Linked DNA regions of Mus musculus: region 2 is linked to region 1. A link is a loop called in an ENCODE intact Hi-C map of the cell type or tissue named here. Cell type or tissue: heart. All regions are shown on one strand.

Region 1 (8,000 bases):
TGCTGGAAACTAACACACTGTATGCTTTACATAATATACAAATGTTAAAAAAATACAAAAGACCTTTATGGAATTCTACAAATTCAGTACTATTTCACTCAAAACACAAATGGAAAGCCCCCTCTGCCATCCTGCTTGAGTGTGGAAGCTGACTGCAGATAGAGTACAAGTCCAAAAATGGTGAGAGTAAAGAAGGGCTGATTTACTAGAAAGCTAAGTAAAGACACTATGGTACTGCTGTAGTGCAGACAAACAGACTGGGGTTTGGTGTATGACGAGGTCCTGTGTTACTGTGGTAAATAGATGGCATTACACACCAAAGTGAAAAGGATTACTGGCTAACATGAAAAAAGAAAAATTTCTTCTGGATCAACAAACACAACACAGATGAACAATCACACATAAAAAGCCTAAGCAAACCTTTATGAGGTTGCCATACCACAACCATCTTCTACCTCCAGACATAGGGAATCATCCCACTGTCATCTTGGCCTGGTAACCATAGCAACTAACTGATACATTGAGATTAGAATGGCAAAGGAACTGTAATCACTTCACAGGAAGTGAACTGGCAGGATAACTGCAGGAAGGACTCAAGGATGTAACCTCTAGGAGGCTGCCATTCATGAGGGCATTACCCATATTCCTGTAAATAATCCCAAAGTTCAATACCATAAGCCAAACAAACTCCCTAGCTCACCAGTGGTTACACTGGTGGGATCGTTATTTAGCTTTGTGGCTGGTGGCCTAGTTGTGGTAAACAGATGTTTGTTTAACCTCTGGTAAACAGGGAAAGTTTGTGCAAGGAACTGTGGGGCCTGCTGTGTGAGTACTATGAGGGCCTGCAAAATCCGTTAACAAGCAGAGGATACACTGTAGTCCTTGAGACTCCAGTGTATGTAGGCTGAGACTGCCAGAAATGCATGACTGCAGCTGCATGGCCCTGAAGGCAGCTGCATGGCCCCTGCTATGTATTATATAAGACTCAACTCGGTGGGCAATCTGGATCAAAGAGAGAAAGAAGAAAGAAAAAAAGAGATGGAGGTGCTGGTTGCCATTTCTTATAGGGACCCCAAAACTTGGAACCCAAGGAAAGAATCTAATAGGGTAGTGAAGGAGAAAACAAGGTGGAAATGATCCTCAGTACAGGAGAAAGAAAATTCACAATTCAGCGTGCACGTGGCCTGCAGCAGGAAACTGAGACTACTCTGCCCTGAACTCCCTGTATCAGACACAAAGTCCTGGGTTCAAGTCCCAGCACCGTAGAAACAAATGATGGAATACTCCTACTGTCTCAGCATCTGGGAGGCTGGCTGATTAGAAACTCAAGGTCGGGCCGGGCGTGGGGGCGTGGCGCACGCCTTTAATCCCAGCACTCGGGAGGCAGAGGCAGGCGGATTTCTGAGTTCGAGGCCAGGCTGGTCTACAGAGTGAGTTCCAGGACAGCCAGGACAGCCAGGGCTATAAAGAGATACCCTGTCTCGAAAAATCAAAAAAAAAAAAAAAAAAAAAAAAGAAAAAAAGAAAAAAAAAAGAAACTCAAGGTCTTCCTCAGCTCCCTCCCTGGAGGCCAGCCTGGGCTAGAAACTGTCTCAAAAGAGGGGGAAAGGTCATCTTAGAACTCAGGAAGTTTATGTTTAGAAATCCAAGTCCTTAAAGTACTATAATTTTTGATGGGTCAATTGTAGAAAATTAAACTGTCCATCTAATCACTGCATTTGAAACGAACCAACCAACCGAAAAAGCAAATCGTGTATAGTTGCTTTACATACACGAATGTCTGTGTCCTACATGGCTGCAGGGCTAGAAAGTGGAGCATCAGATGCCATGGAACCGGAGTTCCAGTTGTTAGCTGCTATGTAGGTGCTGGGTTCAACCCAGGTCTTTGGGAAAAGCAGCCAGCGCTTGTAACTGCTGGCCCATCTCTTCAGTCCCAGTCACTGCATTTTTTTTGTTTTTTTTGTTTTTTAAAGTAAGGATCTCTTTGGAGTCATGGTTAAAGGAGAATTTTCAACAGTTGTTGCCAGATACAGAATTATTAGCTAAATCTGCATATTTGTGCTTTTATCAGTTATGTCCTACATATTGCTAAAAGGTTAATCCCATCTGTCTGAAATTCATATCTAAGTGCACAGTCAGGTATCTTTCTTTTTTTTTTTTTTTTTTTTTTTTAAAGATTTATTTATTTATTATATGTAAGTACACTGTAGCTGTCTTCAGACACTCCAGAAGAGGGAATCAGATCTCGTTACGGATGGTTGTGAGCCACCATGTGGTTGCTGGGATTTGAACTCCTGACCTTCGGAAGAGCAGTCGGGTGCTCTTACCCACTGAGCCATCTCACCAGCCCCGGTATCTTTCTTTTTATCTGCTAAATTTGGCACCTCCATTTTCAGAGCCTTTTAGGAAGCAAAGCCTTCTTTGGTTCTAGCTCTTCTTATTTGAGTTAAAATAGATTTCCTGAAGAACAACTTACAGGAACTGCTCAGTTTAAATTTCCTACGGGAGGGATGGAGTTTCTTTCCTAGACAAGACTGTTGGCAACAGACAGGATGGCTCAGTCAGTACATTGCTTGCCATTGCCACACAAGTGTAGGGACCCAGGCATTGAACCTGCAAAAGCAAACAAGCCAAGTGCTCTGGTGCCCAAATGTAATCCCAGTGTTGGTAAAACGGAGGCAGGAGGGTCCCTGGGGCTTGTTGGCCAGTTAGACGTTCTTAATGACAAATATTAACACCAAAAGCACTATACTTTAATGCCTGAATGGATCAGTGGGTCTGCAGGCCCTTCATAGATGTGTGGCATTGTCTATGCATCTATTTTGTTTTCCAAACAGCAAAAAATAACTCTGACAAGGATTTAACTAAATGACCTACTCCAGGTTGTTCTTCTTCTTCTTCTTCTTCTTCTTCTTCTTTTTTTTTTTTCCTGAGACAGGGTTTCTCTTGTATAGCCCTGGCTGTCCTGGAACTCACTTTGTAGACCAGGCTGGCCTTGAACTCCACCTGCCACTGCCTCCCGAGTGCTGGGATTACGCCACCATGCCGGGCTACAAAATATTTCTTAATCCAATTTTAAGTTACATTGTCTCTAGGCCCACCAAGTTTGGCCAATCACAGGTCAAGTCAGCAAAACCTCCTCAGAGTATGGTGGCTCGGGGGTCACATATTCTCCAGCCACCATGGGATCCAGTCATCTGTATACCCCACTTGTTCGTATCAATTCTTCAAGCATCACTAATTCCTCCTTCACCTCGGAGGTTTCCATCAACCTATGTAAAAGAGTAAACTTCCAGTCTTTCTGCTTTACAGCAACACCATACTCTGCTACTTGTTAGTGCATTATATGCAAAGCTCCAAAGGCAAGGCACTACCGGATTCCCTCAACAGCCAAGGCTTCTCTAATTAGCAAATTCTGACACTTTACTCTTTAGAAATTTTTTGAATAAACACAAGGTCAGAAATTCCTAGAGTCCCAAATGGCAGACTCTCCTTGAAATCGATGTGATCGGATCCCACTTCTCTGCAATGATCCCCACCACAACCCCGCGTGGGATTCACTCATTAATGCCCCTACTCTCTGCCAATGCCTCAACTCATCAGACATAATCAACAGCACTAGGGTAGAAAAAAATTTAAAACAAAACGAAACAAATGAAACCCTCAACCCACCAAAGTGCGTAACTAAATATCACACGGTTAGAACTGCGAAGATTGTGAATTTTAAAGACGGTCTGGAGAGATGGTTCCAGAAGACCCAAGTTAATTCCCAGCACCCACGCCGGTGGCTCAGACTATCCTGTAACTCCAGTTTCAAGGTAATCCGACGCCCTGTTCTGATCTGTCGGGGCTCCAGCCACGCACTGCTGGCACATACATACTGGCAAGACATCCATCCATACAAAATAAAGTAATAAAACAAAATGTTTTTAAAGTTAGACTTGGGAGGCAGAGGCAGGCGGATCTCTGTGAGTTCTAGGTTAGCCTCGTCCACATAGAGAATTCCAAGTCAGCCAAGACTACACAGAGAAACTGTCTCAAAAAACAAAACAAAACAACAAAACTTAAAAGCCCCAGGCCTGGTTACTCGTTTCTGTAATCTGAGCTACTCAGGAGGGGCTTGATGAGTTGGAGGGTAGTTTAGGACATTTGGCACGAGTGAGTCCTCACAAAGAAGCTGAGGATGAAGCTCAGCAGTGGCGAGGCCCTGGTTCAAATAAAACCCTGCAATCTGATGCAGTGGCGGACCTACTGTGTGCAGGGTAGAGCCGGGTGCCAGGCTGCTACAAGCCCCTTCCGCCGTACAAGCCTCCCCTCCCAACACTCCTCCCGGTTCACCGCGGCCTCCCACATTCAAGTGCCATCGGTAGAGTCCACTCACAGCCCTACGGCCCGACCCGGCCCGGTCCACCTGAGCTGCCACGGGTCTCCGCTGGGCTCCGGAAGCACCGTCTCTGCACAGGCCAAGCTCGGCTTTCCACACCACCGCCGGCCCCGCGCAGAAACCGAGAGGACGGCGAGGGCGGCTAGAGAGACCGCTTGTACCATGGAGAGGAACCAGGAGGAGCCTAGAGCGGAAGCCAGCCCGGAGGCCTCCGGAGGAGGAAGGGCTGGGTGCGGGGGACAAGGGGGGATGACTCAATCCAACGCAAGAGTTGCTTCAGTTGCTCGCCCGCCTTGGGGAACTTGTATCCTCTCCTGAGGTTGGGGAATTGGGAGGCTCTTGGAGGCCCTTAGCAAACACAGGTTTCCTTTACTTCGTTTGCAAATCTGTTCTGTGCAGGACACCAAACAAACGCACCTAGATAGCCCTAATCCTGGAGGAGAGTTAAATGCAACTCAAGGAATGGACCTTTTATTTAAAGTCTCACATTTTATTTTTTGATCCATTCCAACTAAACATATTCTAAAACGCTCTCTCTATTATATATTGTAAAAAAAAAAAAAAAGTCTAGATCTTTGAGTAAAAGGTACACCACAGGAAATTAACCTTTACATTTTGGGGGTGGAGAGAAGAGGTGTAATCATTGTTGTTTTGAGGTGCGTGAGTTTTTGTTTTAATTTTGGGACAAGGTTGCAGCCAGGTAGTTGAGGCTGGACCCTAGAACTCTATAGGTAGTCCACGCGGCTATGAATATAACGTTTTCTTGGTTTTGAGAATTTGACACATATGGTGTGTTTGGATCAACTCCACCTCCAGTGATGTCATCTAGAAGTGCAGGACTGGGTTCGGTTCTCTTTGTCAGCTCAAGGATTAAAAAGGAGGACAGCATTACCTGAAATTTTTGGGTGTCCCTGCAGAGTCAACATATGATAACCTAGGAATTTGGGTTCCTTCCTGGGGATCTTAGTTTTATTAATAAAAGAATAAACTAAAACAGAACAACTCAAGGACAACTTATTAGAATTTTAAAAAGAAAACCCAAGAGCAGGCAATTTGTTAATCTTTAAGTTGTCCCAAAGAGGAAGATGTAGAGTATAAATATGACCGGCCTCAGTGGCAGACAGCCTTGGGGTGAGAGGTGGAACTTCCGCAAAGAGGAGGAAGTCTAATGCTAAGTTAGAGAGCTCTGGCCAGCACCTGAAGGAAAAAGATGGAACAATAAATAGTTACACAGTTTTTTTGTCGTGCCTCAGAAAGCAGGTCAGACCCATTGAGGTCAGCCAAACCTAACCAAGGCTCTGCTCTTAGGACTGAATGGGGCATTGGAAGGAGTCTGGGAAGGGAAAACTTGCTCTTAAGCTGAACCTACCTTCCTAGTAGATGTCTCCCAGCCAGACCCTGACCTGCCCCATTGGATTAGACCTTAAGGGAAGAGACTAGGGCATGCCTACAGCTAGGCAGAGATTCCACTCCCTTCTACCTTCTCTCACGTAAAGGCAGGTATATTGGGTTTTGTTTTCGTTTGCTTGTTTTTTAAAAACCCAGAGTCCATTCATTGCTGTCAGTATTTGCTATGTGAGGCTATCCATGAAAGAAAATCAGGAAATGCATCCCTGAAGAAAATTGACTCTCTTCACCAATAGGCATCAAACATCAAAAGCTCCTCAGAAGAGTGGGATTTCGTGGGGTCCTCTCTGTTAGGTCCAAAGTGGCCCCTTGAAATAGTGGTGCTGGTGACAGTGTCCTAAACAGAAGGACCCTGGCTAGGTACTTAGAAGCCTAAAGGCAGGAACCTCCCTTAATCTTTCAGGAGCCTCCTTTACCCTGCCCTGAATGACAACTACCTTGGGCAAGGTATCTAGTTCTCAGCCAATGTGAGCGGCCTACATCAGCTCAAAGATGCCCTTCAGTTGCTCCCCTTATTCCCCAGTAGTCTTGATAGCTTGGTCACCAGTAAGCCCTTCTTTGTGTGGAGTGGTCTAATTCAATGGTTTCACTCCACCCTGGATTCCAAACAGCTGTGTCATTTGGAAGTCTATAAGACACCCCCACCCCCCACCCCAGCCAACAACTTGAAGAACAGCAACTCATACCTAGTACTGGGTAGGCAACGTATGAGGTTATTTTAGATGTCTCCAAAAATGTGACTGAATTAGGGCTGACAAAATTGTCACTTTAGATATATCATGATAACAGTTTTTCTCGTCTGATTTTGACTGCAAGTGACCCTCTGTTCCACCATATTTTCTATTTATTTTAACTTTGGCATGCCTTATAGTTTACTAACTTACTACATATATTTAACACAATTCTGCCTATGTTTCACAAAGTGCACGCTTACTCATATCCTAAATTTAAAACATCCCACAAGCTTTGCATTTATCTCCTAAGCTACTCGCATACTTACTGGCTACAGTTACCACTTCTTATGAATTTCATCCATCCTTAATTAAGCTGCAAAGGCACTCAGCATCATTGGAGTGGAAGGCTTGGGGAGGCAAGTAGAAGACAAATGGTGTCCTTTTCATGCTGCATTAGCTACTGTGTTTTATCCTGATGAAAACTGTAAAACTTTTTAAAAAAAGGAGTGTGGAATGAAGGAGGGGCCAGGACCCAGAATCTCTTATGCTGATGCCAGTGCCTCAAATAAGGCTATGTCTCTATGGGGCTAACGGGGTTTAGGGTAAGAAAGCTTCTCTTCCTCCTGGTTCCCCAACCTAAGCATCATGAGGTATTGGGTTCTGTCCTTTAGGAGATGCTAACTGGTCCTTGGGAGAGTAAGGTTGAGAGACTCCTAAGCATCCTATAATATATAGGATGGTCCCTGCAATTGCTAACTGACTCAATATTTCAAGCATTTGAAACCCTAACCTAAAGGAATGAGGAAGGCTCACTGAGGATAAGAGCTGATCAAGAAGCAGAACTGGGATCTCCTGGCTGATTAGATAGAGATAATGGGAAGGGGAAGATGGTTTTGGCTTGTGGAGCTGTAGCACAGATGGAAGAGTGAACCAGAATGAATGAGTGGAGCGAAGGCTTCCGGTGTTACAGGAGCTGTGCTTGTGATAGAGATAGCAGGTGAAGAGAGTCAGGATAGAGGATTCTAAGCTGGAAGATGCAGGTTGGGAAATGCTAGTCTGTAATTACTGCTGCATCCTTAGGGATGAGGTAGGTAAGGGCGAAAAAAAGTTAGCCAGTGAATGCATGGTGTAAAATGAGAAACAGTACTGCAAATGAGTCTGGAATCCTGGGCCCTCATTTGTTATCCTAAATCAGATTCTACAGATAAAGCCCAGGAATATAATGTTCTGCAAACGCCCTTGGGTGGTTTTGAAGCATAATGAAGTTTGAGAACAATAAATGGAGACATTAGAAGAGCTATCTGAGAAGGAGCAGGAGGTGAGGTATCAGGGAGACTACAAAGGCAGAGTTCCCACAACCCAGCGAAGGAGATCGCTGAGAACCAAGCACACAGAGTTCCCACAATCCCTGGAAGGAGAGAACCAAGAACAAGGCTCTCTGCTGAAATAGCTGCTGCAGGCAGAACTGAGAACAAGGCTCTCTGCTGAAATAGCTGCTGCAGGCAGAACTGACCAGCTCCCTATATTCCCAGGTA
Region 2 (8,000 bases), 910 kb after region 1:
GTGCCACAGAGTAACCTTCAGTAAGGATATGAATAGTACAGATAAGGGTGTTCATGGGGGCCTTTGGAGAGTTGGTAGAGAAAAATTAAGGAGGCTACTTACTACAGGATTTCTCAGTCTTTGATAAGTTATTCTGCTTTAATTTCCTGAAAGGGGAACATAGAATAAAACATTTCTCAACAATGTTTTCAACAGACTTCTGCCTCCTTTCTCTCCTTACAAAACGATCTCACAGCCTGTCAAAAACAATTTAGAGAATGCTGCTTCATAGTGAAATTACCATTTCTCTTGATGGTGCCATATATTTTCATCTCCCTTCAGAAAAGAAATGAATTGAAACTCTGAGTCATGGTGACCGTTACCTATGTGCCATAAAAGACAATTTGACCTTGATTGTCCATGCCCTTTGCTTACCATAACCCTTGCACAGACATCCTGTGGACTCGGATCATTGCTGTATCTCTGAAAATGTGATGAGCTGAACATGGCAAAGAAAGTTCTATTGTCAGGTAGCACAGTAGAGTAGTGGGAGACATTGGGACACAAGCCCACTTTTGCTACGCCTTTGTAAATGAGAGGTCATGGTCAAGTAGGCATAAAGGCATCCTTTGCAGCCCTTCCTCCATTGTAGCTTCCTTCCTAAGTGAATTGCAAATTCATTTATAGAAGCTGGTGGGCACTTTATAAGGTATTTTATTGCTTGCTGATATCAATATCCATTTTCTATGTCTTGCATCTAAAAGCTGGTCTGATAAAGTCCAGCATCAATTATCTTGGAAGTTAAGTCATTTAAGTCATATTTGTACTGAGCAAGGGTTTTTTGAATTTTGTAAAAAGCATTTTTACTTTTTAAGATAAATATTCTTCAGACAATATCTGAAGAGTTCTTAAATGGGAAGCCCAATTTGAAGCAGATAAAAGGCAGACAGGTTATGGATCAGGGATTATACTTTGAAGGTCCCTGTTTAATACTTTCCAAACACATTTACTGTTGATTCATATTATCAGCTATGCTGTCAGTATCAGTTAACTGATAACTGAGTAATATTAAACATCTACGGACTCTCTATTATGTGAATAAGTTCTATCTTTCTAACCATCTATCTACCTTTTCATACCTATAACTTTGAAATTTCCTTATATGGCTAACATAAATTTGAAGAGTAGTTTAAAAATTGTGCCTTAAAGAAATTTCCCTGGATTATCTATTTGGGCCCAGTACAAAACACAGGTTCCTCTTAAGGAAGAAACTGCATGATTTGGGTTTAAAGAATGTGAGTCAGCTGTGAAACTGGAAGTGGTAGATTGATGGATCCTCTGTAGAGTCCCAACCAAAAATATAAATGGCTGCTAAAAACTGAAAATAATGAAACAAATGCATATGACTCCATGAATTTGGAGGTAATCAGCTTTTACAACACCTACAATTGTTTGAAACTGAATCCAGATTTCTGATTTCTAGAACTTGTTAAAATAGTTACAAAAATCTAATACAAGTTTTAAGGCTACTAGTTACTTCAGGAGACAGCCTCTAGGTGCACAAGGCTAAGCATGAAAACCTGTCCCAGAATAACTGTGGCATCTGAAACCTTTGACACTAGCCTTCATGATCTCTTGCCCTATTATCTATGGCATTGCAGAAAATATTACTGAGACCTTAGTCACACACATATTTAAAGAATCAATATAATATAAATTTTATGATACCTGGTTCAACAGTCTAAGGACTCAAATATTGTTTGTTGTCCTTGAGAAGGGATCATTAACAAAATCTCTGTGAGGAGACTTCCTAAGTCACGTGGTTAGACTGTGACCCCAACAATCCATATTCCGTACATTTGCCAGATAAGTATTTAGAATATATCAACATGAGGCCATTCTTTGTTTTAACACTCTACAGGTGGTCCCTACTGCCCTTCAAATTAGTGTAGTGAGTAGCCTGTGCCAGTCCCTATGTGTGGAGATCATGTATTGTTCTTGATTAATGAAATAAAAAAATACCAGATATCATTAGCCATATTTTGTTTTTCGGAGAGCTGTTGTGAACCCTTTCAATGATTAAAGGAAGGCACAATCTTATCTGTGCTTTAATTGATATATAGCTTCTATAATACATAGCTGACATACTCTTGGACCACTTGGCATAGTCTAGTGAGGAAAGACAATAGCATGTAAATACATAAATGAACAAGGTGTGCTGGAGTGGTAAAACTGAAACACAATATCAACATGATAGCAGCCATTGAGCGGCAGACTCTCTGAAGGATTGGGGATTTGATGAACTGATACCGAAAGCGTAAAAAGGGTCAGTTATACTCAGAAATGGAGCATTTTGGACAGAGGTGGAGATTAGTCCAAAGAAGTAATGATTGGCATATTGATGTGAAGAGCAAGAGGTCTTTTGTTCTGCTGAAGTAGAGGAAGAGAAGAAGGTATGATTTATTAGAAAAGCCGGTAACCTCTGGGTCATGAATAGATTGGAATAGCAGTTAATGATTTTGAATTCCTTGAGTCATAATGTGTTTTTTGGCGAGGATTTTATTTATTTTTTGTTTGTTTGTTTGTTTGTTTGTTTTCGAGACAAGGTTTCTCTGGATAGCCATGGCTGTCCTGGAACTCACTCTGTAGACCAGGCTGGCCTCAAACTCAGAAATTCACCTGCCTCTGCCTCCCAAATGCTGGGATTAAAGGCGTGTGCCACCACTGCCCAGTGGGAGGATTTTAAACAAATAAATTATATTGCATGAATCATATCCCAAATTATAAGTCTGGTTAACATATAGGATATTGATAATAGAGGGGCAAATGGAGAAAGAAAGACTATAACTGAAGAAATTTGCCAGGCAAAACCATTAATAGGTTGGACAGTAATGAGAGCAGGAAATATGAAAATAAATGAAATTTTTCTCAATGTATTTTAGAGGTGTAGTCAAAGTTCTTCTAGAGGATGGGTACATCGAGAGGATGTAATAGAAATGGATAGTGTTTCCTGTATATTTGTAGGAATAAGAAAAATATTGTTTATTCTAAAGATGCCAAGACCTTTTGAGTCATAAGGTTTGGGAAAGGAAATTGAGTTCTGTTTTTGTGGGTTTAAGTCTAAGGTGTTTATTAGTTATCCAAGTGGACATAGAGAGATGTAAGTTAAATTTTTGTATCCAGTATTCACAAAATCAATACATTTCATGACTAAATAATAAAAAGTTTACATATTTTGATTAAGTATTTAATGGGAAGAAATGCTAATACAATTTACTTTCACTTTTTATTTTGCTAGGATAGCCATATGCTGATGTGAGATTTAGCTTATTCCATTATTGTGAACTTTACATAGAGTGTTGGTGGGGTTTTGCTTGTTTGTTTGTTTGTTTAGTTGGTTGGTTTGGTTTGTGTGGTGATAATATAGAAATATTCCCCAAAATTATATTCATTGTCTTATTAATTAATTATTTTATTTATTTACTTCCTGAATGTTGTCCCTGATCTTCTCTATCAGAGTTCTTTTCCCCATTCTACCTACCTCCCCTTTGCCACTAAGATATTCATTCTTATAAAAAAGAATTCAGTGAAAACTGCAATAACAGATACCATTTTATTCTACTGCCACCTAGTGGCATTATTCAAACTTAGAAAGAGAAACTAAGTTCACAATGTAGATAAGTGTCTTCAGAATACCAGAGAGCAGTGAGCCCCTATCCCTTCCTCATTTCCCCTGGACAACATGAAATTTGCAGTAAAACAGTGACTCAGGTCGATGGCTACTCTAGAATGGTTTTCTTCTTTAGCAATTTCTACACAGATATCAATTGCGTTTTTTTTTTCAAATTATGCTTTATTTATTCCATTGTGTGTGTGCTTTGTGTGTGTGTGTGTGTGTGTGTGTGTCCGTGTGCACACAACTGAGCCATCATCTAAGGTCCTAAATTTTCTTCTCTTAAAACCAACACTTAGAAATATATGTAGGCTATTTTGTAATACTCCTTTAATGTTTTTCATAACATTTATCAACTCTTGAACCCAAAGGGGGAATGGATTTTGTTAGTATTATGAGAAAATATTGAAAAATGGATAAAATCCAGGCAATATCTTATTGAACATGCCTCTTGGGAGTTGAGGGAGTTGTGCTTGAGAAAATCCTAGAGGGTGTGGAGATTATGAGCTAAGAACACTTTTTTTTTTTTTTTGCAGGCAATGCACCTGTGATTTGATTTATAGCTGCTGTTTAATAATCATGTAATCTTGAATGTGTGCCTACACTGCTGCATGCAGTTTTTGCTATAGAAATCCTACTATATATGGTTATAGTTAGGGATGTTTGCAACTCTTAAAATGTATCAGAGTATGAATAATATCCAAGTCTGACAAAAACAACAGATTTAAGAACCACGTGGCATTGGAAGGATGGCACAATACGTTTACAAATCTATTGAGGAGGGGTGTGCCCTAACATAGAGCAGGCCTCATGGGAAAGCAGGGTAGGGAGTCAGGCGGCAGGCACAGGTAGAAGAAAATATGATCTTGGTTCTTTATTCTGGATTTCATTGGAAATAACAGACAAAGCAAAGAAGCAGATGCAAGATTGTCCAGTTTAAATATTGTCAACAGTCTCTGGAGAATAGAAGCCACCCATAGTTGTTTGGGTCCTGGGTTTTAGGTGCAGGAAAATAGTAGCTAAGTAAAGACACCATAGAGATTGGGTCTGGAAATGAAGGCTTGTGGTGCGGGCATGTGGTCCCAATTAGTAGACAGGTTCAGGGGTCCCAAGCTGAATAGTGAGTTCAAGACCAGATTTTAAAATGTATTGAAAATTTCTTAAAATATTAAAAAGATGCCAAGGATACCACAGCTCTCATAAGGCATAGTTCTGAAAGCCAATGATGTTGAAGTAGAAGAAGAAGGTCATGGCCTTGTTTGACTCTTAGAGAGTCGAAAAACAAGGGCCTTATCTGGTGCACTTAGTTGCTAAAGTCAAGTCAATGGCTTTCTCCTTTTCTGTCTAGGTTTGCTTTTCTGTGAATTACAAAGAAGTCCCTCGAACTTCTGGCTTCAGAGTGACACTTCCCTATGTGAAACTACGGAAATTGAAGGTCTGACTGATTAGCCATCAATAGAGGTTTATGGCACTGATTTTAGCTTTGGTGTTTATATATATTTCTCCTGCTAACTTTAGTTATACTGATGGAAATTTGAAGAGATAAAGTTGCTTTTGGTGAAGACTGTGATTATAATAGCAGAATGGAATGAATATACAGAGAGGATCAAGAAGGTTGAAATATATACAGTGCTTGAGCATGCCATGAAACTGTAATTCAAGCTTGGCTAAGAGGAGGATAAGTAAATGTGGTGAGTGAAGCAGAAGTTGGAGCATCAGTAGTGAGCCAGTAACCAGCTTCAGTTTCTATTTCTTGGTTCCTGCCTTCAGCCTTCACCCTCAATTCCCTTCATGAGAATTAAACTAATCCTCTTTCTTTCCTAGTCACTTTTGATTATGGTATCTATCATAGTGACATAAAGAAAACAAGGTCACCCCCACACTGAATCAGAAACTCAATTTCTCATGGACTTAATAGTCTGAGGCAATGCAAGTGTGCTCTAGTTTGGTCAGAACCCTGAGAGTCTAACTATACCACACCACTCTGTCGGCCACACACCTTATTACAAACCTAATCTGAAATTGCTTTAGCACTCAGGAAACACCAATGAAGAATGTGATTCAAGCCCAAATTCTTACCTAAGGTCCAGAGTCTGGTCATCTGCTGTGTCTGCTGAGCATCTTCTTTGTGGTGTTTCACAGTTTCCACTGATAGAAGGCAAATTGTTGTTCTCTTTCATACTCTTAGTCTCATTGATATATAAAAAAATCTAGAAGTGGATGTGGAAGAAGTTCAAGAACAGCTCTTTGTGGAGTTTGAAAGAAAAACAATAGGACAGACAAGGTGCAATATTGGTAGTTGCCAGGAGAAGGAAGATGGAGAAGAGGCAGAGAAGAGGAGAGAAAAACATATTATTTGAGATAGATTAGAAGTTCAGCAATGGAGGTTATCAACCAATCACAAGTTAGACAATCAGTCACATGGGGACAAACAGTGGAGAGAAGAGCATCAGACCATGCTTGAGAAAGCCCAGAGTGTCAAGAAAATCATGCTTTAGAATTGAGCAATGTTTGAAAGAAAATAAGACAGAAAATGAGGAAAAGGAAAAGGACAAGTTGTATTACAGGAAGAAAGCTCTGTAAGTGTCTGTACCAGAGGAGGGGGTTGGGTAGGATAACATTCTATCTCCTTGAGTGTTTATTTAGTCCTTTCCTTTCCTTAGCCTCTCTTCCGGAAATTCAGATTTGCTTAGACCAAGGCAGTAGACTCTGGGACTCATGATTGGCCCATCTGAATTAATTTTTAAAATTTTATTTTTATGTTTTTTTTTCTTTTTTTAATTAGATATTCCTTATTTACATTTCAAATGCTATCCCCTTTTCTAGTTTCCTCTCCGAAAGTCCCCTATAACCATCCCCCTGTCCTGCTCCCCAACCTACCCACTCCTGATTCCTGGCCCTGGCATACCCCTGTACAGGGGCATATGATCTTCACAAGACCAAGGGCCTCTCCTCCCATTGACGGCTGACTAGGCCATCCTCTGCTACATATGCAGCTAGAGACAGGAGCTCTGAAAGTATTGCTGGGGCTCAAAGGTAACCACGAGGTACATCTAAAATAGCCTCCAAGGCTATTGAAATAGTAGTTTGTACTACTACTGTAGAAGATGTTCTTGTAGAATTTGATTGTAGGAAAAATGAGGTCTCTAGTTTTGCAATTTCCATTAGTGTGTAATCTTCATTTGAAATGTTATTGAAATAATACAAAGAAATGGCAATAATTCCATGCCAATGCGCTTGACAAAGATTACATAGTAAATTCTTTAAAAGGCTCTAACAATTGAAGCTCAGTTTAAAAAAAAAGGTATACTATTATAACTGCTCTATTGAAGAAAATCAATTTTATTGTTAAAGTAGTCATCATGGCCAATTGGTCTTTGTATAAGAAGTACAAGGTTACTGTAGCTATCAAAGTTAATCAATGCAATTTACTATATTAGAAAATATTGGGGGAAAATCTTATTAGACTCAACTGTCATAAAAGTATTCAACAAATCCAATATCTATCTTTTGTGAAATTCTTCTCACAGTAGCATAGAAAATAACTTCTTTGGCTTAATAAAGGCCACTCACAAAAGACTTATGAACCTTATGTTGAGAGACTGAATTTTTTTCCTCTTTTAGATAGGAATAATAGACAGACCTCCTTTGGTGAATTCTACTCAACATTGAATTGTAAAATTTTCCTGCAATATAAAAAATATAAAAAGACTCTTGTTATGCAAAAGCTTTATTTGTATGATTGTCTATGTGGAAAATTAGATGTACCCTACAATAAAATCATTAAAACTAACAAATGAGTTAAACAAGGATGGAGGGCACAAGATGAACTGTTTTGTAAAGACGAATTGAATTTCTACGTACTAACAATACACATATATAAATGAAAGAAATCACCAATTATTATAGCAACAAAACTGGAATAGTTAGGTATAAATGTACAGAAATCACATAATGCCTATAGAATTCTTAAGCATCCTTGAAAGCAATTTTAAAAACTAAAAATGATTCATGAGTTGAAAGGTTCAGTATTGTCAGTTTATATGTAGCTCCAATACTATCTCAAGCAAACTCATAGCCATTTTTATAGAAATAGAAATGTGTTTATTATGGGACGACAAAGGACCTGGAATAGCTAACAAACATAAGGGGGAGCAGGAAGTTGCAACACTGACCTTGCATCGGGAAGGAACTCAGGTTTTTATTATGAAGGCAGGTTGGTAGGGCTGTACCAAATTTCAAAAGCAAATAAACTAAAGTAAAATCAACTTAACAAAATATAAAATATGTGCTGTTTCTTCCCTTTTACAGGTTCTTTGTGAATTTCATATTATGCACCCTAATCCCC

Evidence for each region. A loop is a pair of places that touch in the nucleus more often than their neighbours do. Peaks named below come from ENCODE experiments on the same cell type or tissue, not always from the same donor. Only the 100,000 strongest peaks of a DNase experiment are listed, where the experiment ranks them.
Region 2: it touches region 1 in a loop (7-fold over the local background); 13 of 42 quality-filtered maps call a loop at or near these places.

The regions. Positions count from the first base shown.
Region 1 is chr2:106,969,891-106,977,890 of GRCm38, forward strand. It overlaps Arl14ep (ADP-ribosylation factor-like 14 effector protein), which reads right to left and starts at 4,507. Exons shown (of 5, transcript NM_001025102.2): 1 at 4,382-4,507. In heart, no CTCF peak of the experiment used is centred here; a DNase peak (open chromatin) is centred at 4,541; H3K4me3 peaks cover 1,690 bases; H3K27ac peaks cover 1,481 bases.
Region 2 is chr2:107,876,231-107,884,230 of GRCm38, forward strand. No RefSeq gene overlaps it. Among named protein-coding and RNA genes, the nearest start is that of Gm23439, 6.4 kb to the right of the region's middle. In heart, a CTCF peak has its summit at 3,609 (motif pointing left); no DNase peak of the experiment used is centred here.